Linked DNA regions of Mus musculus: region 2 is linked to region 1. A link is a loop called in an ENCODE intact Hi-C map of the cell type or tissue named here. Cell type or tissue: gastrocnemius. All regions are shown on one strand.

Region 1 (4,000 bases):
TAGACTCTGTCCTCTACCATGGCAGAGAAAATAAGTCACAGCCCCTGGCTCTCCTGCACGCAACGGGCACTGCATATCACACATCAGAGGTTCGTATGTTTTCGTCATCAAGGTTGAATACAAATGGCTTCTCCTTGGGGTGCTGGGGCTCCGACCTGTGCCTGACTCGAGAACTTGCCAGCACCCCTGTAGCTGTGCTCTCCCCAGGGTTAGGCATGAATAGAGAGTCCTCTGGAGCATGCTCCACCGACAACGGCTTTTCCTCAGCCTGGGGGACAGGTGTCCAGGGTTGCCAGGAGGAGGCCACCGAAGGGGCCTTACAGAGACCTCTTTTCTCTTCTGCTGGTGGCCGCCTTCTTGACAAGATGGAGTTAGGCGCGCTTGTAAGGGTAGAACTTCCAGGTCGAGTCAAAGAAATGGACCTTGAAAAGGACGGCTCCTAAACACAGAAAGAGAAGACAAAGTAAGGGGTTTTCCTTACAATGCTTGTCTCCAAGTCTCAAGAACCCACTCAGATGGTCAATTCAAACAGGGACACTGGCTACAGACTCAAGTAATTGTCTAGAAGCCAGGGACACCTTCAGTCCCAGTTTCCCAGAAGGCTAAGGCAGGAGGATGGCTTGCAGTAGTAGTCTGGACCACACAGCGAGAACCCTATTGTAAAAATAAATAAATGCATAAATTTTAAAATGATACTAAGCAGAGCTCGTTCCGCATGTTTGCAGTGTTCTGCCTGATGCTGGACTTGTAGGAACACATCAGAAACTTCACATCTCTGTCCAGACCGACTTCATGTCCACTTACAAACCAGAAAGAGAGAGAGAGAGAGAGAGAGAGAGAGAGAGAGAGAGAGAGAGAGAGAGAGAGAGAAGGGGGAAAATGTACCCAAGTTAGCAGAGAGAGAAAAACAAGTGAACCAGCACTTAAGGCCGGGCTGCCTGCCTACATAACCAAATAAAACACGACCGGTTCAGAGATAATTTATCTTTAAGCTGACGCTGCGGCACAGAGAGGAAGTGACTTACCCTAGGGTGGCACTTCAGAGCCTGGACAGCTGCTCCAATCCCCTCGATCCAGCTGTGCATGTCCTCAGGGCTGTCCGCCTGCAAAACATCCACAACACATACACACATTTTTTGGCACGTGTCTTCAGCTTCCAAGCCTTGGGCTCAAGTTCATAAAAATCACATCAGAGTTCAAAAGGATCTCAGAAGCCGTGTAGTTCAGCGCCTTGCGGACTTTTGAGGACATTTTCCCCCCCTGCCAAGTTCATTCTTGACTCCCAGTAACTAAAACTGCTCAGAGCTAAGGTGCTCTGAAGACAGAGGGGGGTATAAAAGTAGCGAACAGCCTAGTTTTCCATCTTCTAACTGAACCCATCACCCCATCTGAAAAACAGCTCAGCCCCTCCAAACTCCTAGGAAACAGAGGCTCAGAGTGCTGCAGCTGCGGGTTGGACACTGGTCTAGACTCCGCCTGCCTTGTCTCTCCCATAACAAGAGGCTCCTGTTTTAAATTCTACTAAAGCGAACTCCCTCTGCAGAACCCCCAAGGCGCACACCACTATGTGTACAGCTTCTTTCTCCAAGCACAAGCTACTTGGGTCTGCCCTGAAATTTCATCCTTGGAGTGAGAACTAAGAAGAACACCACGGCAGAAGCCCATGAAGCATTTCCCCTAAAAATATCCACTTCCCCCCAGAAGGGGGCAGCAGCCTCTCCATGGAAAGAGAACACAGATGGGGCCTGGCTCCTTCAGGCAGCGTCTCTGGGCGCCTCCCAGCCGCTGGAAGGAAGAATGCAAGTGAACTCAGTTACAGAGGGAAATCAGACTGAGCTCCAAAGTGTGTGTGTGTGTGTGTGTGTGTGTGTGTGTGTGAAACAGGCAGCGTCTCTGGGTGCCTAATGCAAGTGAACTCAGTTACAGAGGGAAATCAGACTGAGCTCCAAAGTGTGTGTGTGTGTGTGTGTGTGTGTGTGTGTGTGTGTGTGTGTGTGAAACAGGACCGCTTTGGTTTTCACTGGGATTTCGTGTTTCTTGTTATCCCTCAGTGCTTGTAATGCTATCCCTTCCCATCATTCCTTGGTTATCTGTGTGCCACACATAGGCACTAGGTTAAAAAGGATGACGAGGACCCGTGGTGCACGCCTCTCACACCTGCTACCTGATAACTTATTTATGCTTGCTCTTTCTGGTTACTTGGCAATCTAGTAGCTTTCAAAAAACAAACAAACAAACAAAATGCAGCCCTGGTCCAAAGAAGGCAGTAAGAATTAGGTATCCAAACTTTTTCTAAGATCAGAATGAAAGCTAGCATGTTCCCTAGACAGACCTAGTGAAGAACCAAGTAACTTGTGAAGTTCTGCTGTTTGAACAGTGCCCAGGCCACGGGGCCCTCTATGTATTAGTAAGGCTGCTATTTTTACTATTCTATGGTTAGAGGGAAGCAAATAAACCTGAAATTCTACCATCATGGCCCAGCATGGCCACACATGCCTTTAATCTCAGCACTCGGGAGGCAGAGACCGGTGATTCTAGACCATCCTTATCTATGGATTGATTTCCAGGCCAGCCAGGGCTAGGGAGTGAGACCATCTCCAAACACAATATATTTCACAGCTATGGACTTATCTAATGCTCTCCTCTTCTAATTTCATATATATCCACCCCAAAGGATCATAGGCTGGGCTGGGACTCAGTGACAGAGGATTTGCCTAACACAGGCAAAGCACTGGGTTCTAGACTCAGCGAGCCAAAATTTACAAAGGAACAAATAGTGTAATATATAGAGTAGAGAAAGGGTTATTTTGAATTTACCAAAAAAAAAAAAAAAAAAAAAGTAATGAAGGAAGTAGATTTGCATCTGATATCCTATGAAAGTATAAAGTATACTTTTATAAAATATCTTCAGTAGTCTTAGCCACTGTTTTACATTTTTTATTTCCAAGTTGGGTTTATGGGGCTTGAGAGAGCTCAGTGGGTAAGAAGGCTGCTGCGGTAGCAAGAGGACTTGAGTTCAAATCTCCAGGACCTGTGTAAAGCCTGAGTACCTATAAAAGCCTGCACTTCCCCAGAGGGGACAGACAGATGGATTCTGAGGGCTCACTGCTCAGCCAGCCTAGGCAAAATGCCAAAAGTCAGGCTAAGTGTGAAACTGTCTCAAGAAACAAAGTGGAGGGCCTGGAGAGACAGCAGCTAAGAGCACTGGCTGCTTTTCCAGAGGACCCAGATTTGATTCTCAGCCCCCACATGATGGCTCACAGCTGTCTGTCACTCCGGTTGTACTTGATCCAATACCCTTTCCTAGTCTCCACGGGCACCAGGCACACACATGGTATGCAAGCATGCATGTGGGGGCAAAACACCCATATATACCAAATAAAATGATTTTAGAGACAGACATCCAATAGAAAAAGACATTGACATCCTCTTCTGGCCTCTGTATATACATCACAGGCACGAGCCCTACATATACATGAACACATACAACACATCCATACAGTCATTTTTAGAAAACAAATGTTGCAGGTGATTCTATACAAGAAAGAAGTATTATTTCAGAGTTGAGGTCTACCCAGCCCAGGTGACTTCCTAGAAAACCAAAATGTGCCCAGCACAGATCAGATAAAGAGGGAAATGCCATGTGTCCCTTGCTCTCTTCCTGCCCTGATCTTATGTGTATTCTGGTTTCTGTCCTTGATGGCAGTTTGTAAAAAGAGAGGGACAAACTTTTGAAATGAATCCATTCAATCAGCGGTTTGACTGCAGTCCAATGAGCTTCTGAGTATCAGGAGTCCAGTACTACACACATGCAGACACCAATAAAAGACATCCAAGATCTACCGCTGGTTACTGCCATTACCCCTAAATCTACAGCAGTTACTGCTTCCTTTGATTCCCAACTTCATCCCTTCCCAATGAACCAATCCCATCTTTAGATAGAGCCCCCAAATGGATGACTGTATAAATTATGCACTACATAGTGCTAGATCCTGGGTCC
Region 2 (4,000 bases), 110 kb after region 1:
GAATCCACTAACACCACATCAAAACAAACCCTTCTATTCCTATTTTAACTGAAGTCAGAAGACAATTGGTGGGAGTTGGTTCTCTCTCCACCCTGTGGACCAAACTCAGGTCCTCGGTCTTGGTGGGCGGTGCCTTCACTCATGGACCCATCTTGCCCATCCTTTTAAAGTTGTTTCTATTGGGGATCTTGTCATGGCATGGGCTAGTCACACTTTTCATATGGAGATTTAAAAAAAATAGTATTTGCAACTTAGGGTTATGAAAACACAGTCTACTATAAACTCTGTAGCATGACCTGGAAAATTGTCTGAGAAAAGGGGCAGGGGTTTAGGAGTGGGAGAGAGAGAGAGAGAGAGAGAGAGAGAGAGAGAGAGAGAGAGAGAGAGGGGCAGAGCTCTATCCCTCCTGTGGCAAAAAGAAAAAAAGAAGGAGAAAAGCAAGAAGCGGGAGAGGATAGAAGGAGGAGAGAGAAAAGAAGGGAGGAGTTGAGGGGCAACTACAGGAAGGGGAAAGATAGAAAAGGAGAGCAAAGAGGGAAAGATGGCACCTCCAGGGCTGCTGGTCCTGGAGGCCAAGCATGGAGACAAGGCTGCTGGACCCCAACCAGCCCGGGGCAGGAAGGGCTGGAAGCCAGGACTGATCAGATGCCTGGAGGACCTCAACAGCTTTTCTCTAAGTATAAAATAGTCCCACGGTTAAGGTGTTCAGAGAAGTTAGTGGCTATTTTAACAAATATTCCAACTGCCTAATTTTCTTACCAATCTCTATTTTTCTACCCACTTATGAGCCTGCTGTCCTGGGCTTGCTTCCCTGCCAGGACTCAACTTTCAATTTTCTCCCATTCTATATTTATCAGGCTAACACATGACTCTGTCATTTAGTCACTTAACTAACATATGCCTGAGGAGAGTGGCATTGATGGGTAGAGAAAATGACTCAGATCAAGTGAAGACTAGATAAAAGATGGCTTACCGCTTATAGAGATACTTAGAATTTGAACTGTGCAGAGAAAGTTGTTTTGAGAACCTGGAATCCAAGCGAATTGTTGGTTCCAAGAAATGTCTCATTTTTAACTTTGCAGCGCTGTGCATGGAACCCAGGCCTTACCCTTGCAAGTCACGCTATTCCCAGCTACACCTCAGCCCAGCATGTGGATTCCTTCAGCCACAAGGCAGGTTCCTTTTAGCTATGGCCCTAACCAGAAACAGGGCTCTGAGCCTAAGCGGGCTGCCCTCTGCTGCCACGGGAGGGGAAGAGCTTGGTTTATGCTGGTGTAAGGGAGGAAAGATTTTTTTGTTTTGTTTTGTTTTGTTTGTTTTGTTTTGTTTTCTCTTTTGTGGGCCTTTAAAGTTCTAAGGATGATTTCAAACTTCCTAGGCCTCCCTTCCTCATGGAATTAAAGACGACAATCTTGAACTTGGAGAGTTGGCAGAGTGGTTAAAAGCACTTGCTGCTCTTGCAAAGGACCTGCTTGGATCCTGGGTTCCACATGGTGACTCACAACCATCAATAACTTCAGTTCCAGAGGATCCAATGTCCGCTTCTGCCCTCCATGGGCACCAGGCATTCATATAATACACACACACACACACACACACACACACAGGCACGAGAGCACACATACACAGAAGCACACAATTAAAAAAAAAACCTCAACTGCAGCAATACACAAATCCACGTGTGACTGATACAAGCTGTGGACAGCACATACCCTCCAGATTTGCTTGCACACCAAATACTCACTGCAGCCCCTGTTAGCTTTTCATTCATAGCCTCCATAAACAGTTTTGAGCTGCAGTTTGAAAAACAGTAGGAAGCCTTTGGGAGTGAAGCCCTCTAGTGGTCATTGTGCATGTCTGCACCGAAACTGATGCCACATGGGAAACAGTTATCTGGTTGAAAATTGGCTGGGCATGGTGGCACACACCTTCAATCCAAGCACTCAGGTGGCAGGGGCTGGTGGGTCTTTTGAATTCAAGGCCAGCCTGGCCTACAGAGCAAGTTGTGGAATAGACAGGACTGTTAACCAGAGAAACCCTGTCTTGAAAAACCAAATAAATTTTTTTTTAAAAAATTAAAATAAAAATTCAGTTTCTGGGGGAATTCAAAATTGGTCATGCAAGACAAATGGAAAGGCCCTTCAACAAAATAGAAGGCGTGCTCTGTATCAGCTATCACAGTGGGGGGGGGGTTGTCTGGATATTAATTCTTTTTTTTTTGGATATTAATTCTTTAGCAAAATATTATTACCTCTGTCTATGCTAATTGTACCTACAAGAACTGACTTCCTGCCATTTCTGACGTGTAGAACAAAAACGCCTAACTCTACACAAAGTCTTTCAGCTGAGGATGTGTGATGTATTGCTGTCTTAAGACCTCTCCGTGCTGCTGAGATGTGGGAAGTGTAACTTGTTATACTCTGTTAGGCGTCTCTCAGGGAGACGGTCAGCATCTGCTGGAGCCATAGGAATGTTGGTAGACTTGGTTGGAATGACACTGGCTTCTGGAGAGAGAACTCAGGAGAATATAACCCTAGTTTCCTCTTCACTCGGGTATGTGTGGAGAGCTTTTGGGGCCGCTGGACAGGAATCTGATATCCGCCAAGGAGAAGGAAATGGGATTCAGGCAGGAATCTGACATTAGGCCATGACAAGGAAGTAAGCTGAGGTGAGAATCTAATTTTAGGCTAGAGCAGGGAAGTAGGCTTCAGGCAAGAGTCTGACTTTGGGCTAGGACAGAGAAGTAGGCTCAGCTCTCTTAGTCATCCTGAGAAGCCCTTAGAAACAGTCATCACGGTAGAGATCAGGGGCCTCTGTTTACTGCCTTGCTTGTTCCTTGACTACTTGTGTTTATCATACTGCTTGTTCCGTAACCTAGAACTGGCCTTATTATCTGCATGGAATTAAAAAGGTATAAAAGCAGTTTGGGGGGAAAATAAACCCGCCTCTGCCTCAGAACTGGTTGGGGTGGTGCTACAATGCTGTCTAATTGTCTTTTTGCTTCTTCAATCCTCACTCCTGCACTGGAGAACCTGTTGACGGACTGAGTCGCCTTGGTCAGGTAGGAAACTAAGGAAGATCTAAAGCACAGCAGGCTGGGGCTGGAGAGGCTCTGTTCTGTGTTTAAGACCACACCGGCTGCTCTTCTCTTCCAGAAGACCTGAGATGGACTCCTAGCACCTACACAGTGGCTCACAAGCACCTGTAACCAACACTCTCTTCTGGCTTCCAGGGGGCACCTGGCACACAGATGACAGACAGACAGACAGACACAGACACAAAACAACCTGGCTGACTCACTGTTCTATTGCTGAGACACCATGACCAAGACAACTCTTATAAGAGAAGCCATTTAGTTGAAGGCTTGTTCAGCATTTCAGAGGTTCAGTCCATTATCATGGAGGGAAGCATGGTGGTGACAGGCAGGCAGGCAGAGGTACTGCAGCACTGACCGAGAGCTTTACGCTCTGATCTCCAGGCACAAAGACCCTAGCTTGGCAGGGCCTTTTGAAACATCAAAGCCCACCTCCAGCGACACATTTCCTCAACAGGGCCACACCCACCTCTTAACCCTTCTAATCCTTTCAAATAGTTCCAGTCCCGGGTGACTTAAGCATTCAAATATTTGAGCCTATGGTGGTCATTCTTCTCACCACCACCACCACCACCTATCCCATGAGACAGGGTTTCTCTGTGTAGTCCTGGCTGTCCTGGAACTCACTCTGTAGACCAGGCTGGCCTTGAACTCAGAAATCCACCTGCCTCTGCCTTCCAAGTGCTGGGACTAAAGGCGTGCGACACTGCTGCCCAGCTATGGTGGTCATTCTTATTGAAACCACCACACACTCATGCACATAAAATAAGCAAAAACTTAAGACAGTACAGAGCATGATATCTAGCCTAGACTTGGAACTGGGTCTGGGATCGAAAGCCAGACTCTTCTGTCACCGTAATATGGGCTAGCAACGTCATGCTTCTGGACCATGTAAGCCAAAGGGAA

The links. A loop is a pair of places that touch in the nucleus more often than their neighbours do. Peaks named below come from ENCODE experiments on the same cell type or tissue, not always from the same donor. Only the 100,000 strongest peaks of a DNase experiment are listed, where the experiment ranks them.
Region 2: it touches region 1 in a loop (13-fold over the local background); 21 of 42 quality-filtered maps call a loop at or near these places.

Annotation. Positions count from the first base shown.
Region 1 is chr8:25,042,600-25,046,599 of GRCm38, forward strand. Plekha2 (pleckstrin homology domain-containing, family A (phosphoinositide binding specific) member 2) reads right to left here. Exons shown (of 12, transcript NM_031257.3): 11 at 1,026-1,103; 12 at 1-439. The coding sequence ends at 77. Among named protein-coding and RNA genes, the nearest start is that of Htra4, 5.6 kb to the left of the region's middle. In gastrocnemius, a CTCF peak has its summit at 1,707 (motif pointing right); DNase peaks (open chromatin) are centred at 1,121, 1,730 and 3,137; H3K4me3 peaks cover 786 bases; H3K27ac peaks cover 1,679 bases.
Region 2 is chr8:25,149,396-25,153,395 of GRCm38, forward strand. No RefSeq gene overlaps it. Among named protein-coding and RNA genes, the nearest start is that of Mir8108, 7.8 kb to the right of the region's middle. In gastrocnemius, CTCF peaks have their summits at 1,217 (motif pointing left) and 1,848 (motif pointing left); DNase peaks (open chromatin) are centred at 1,201 and 1,856.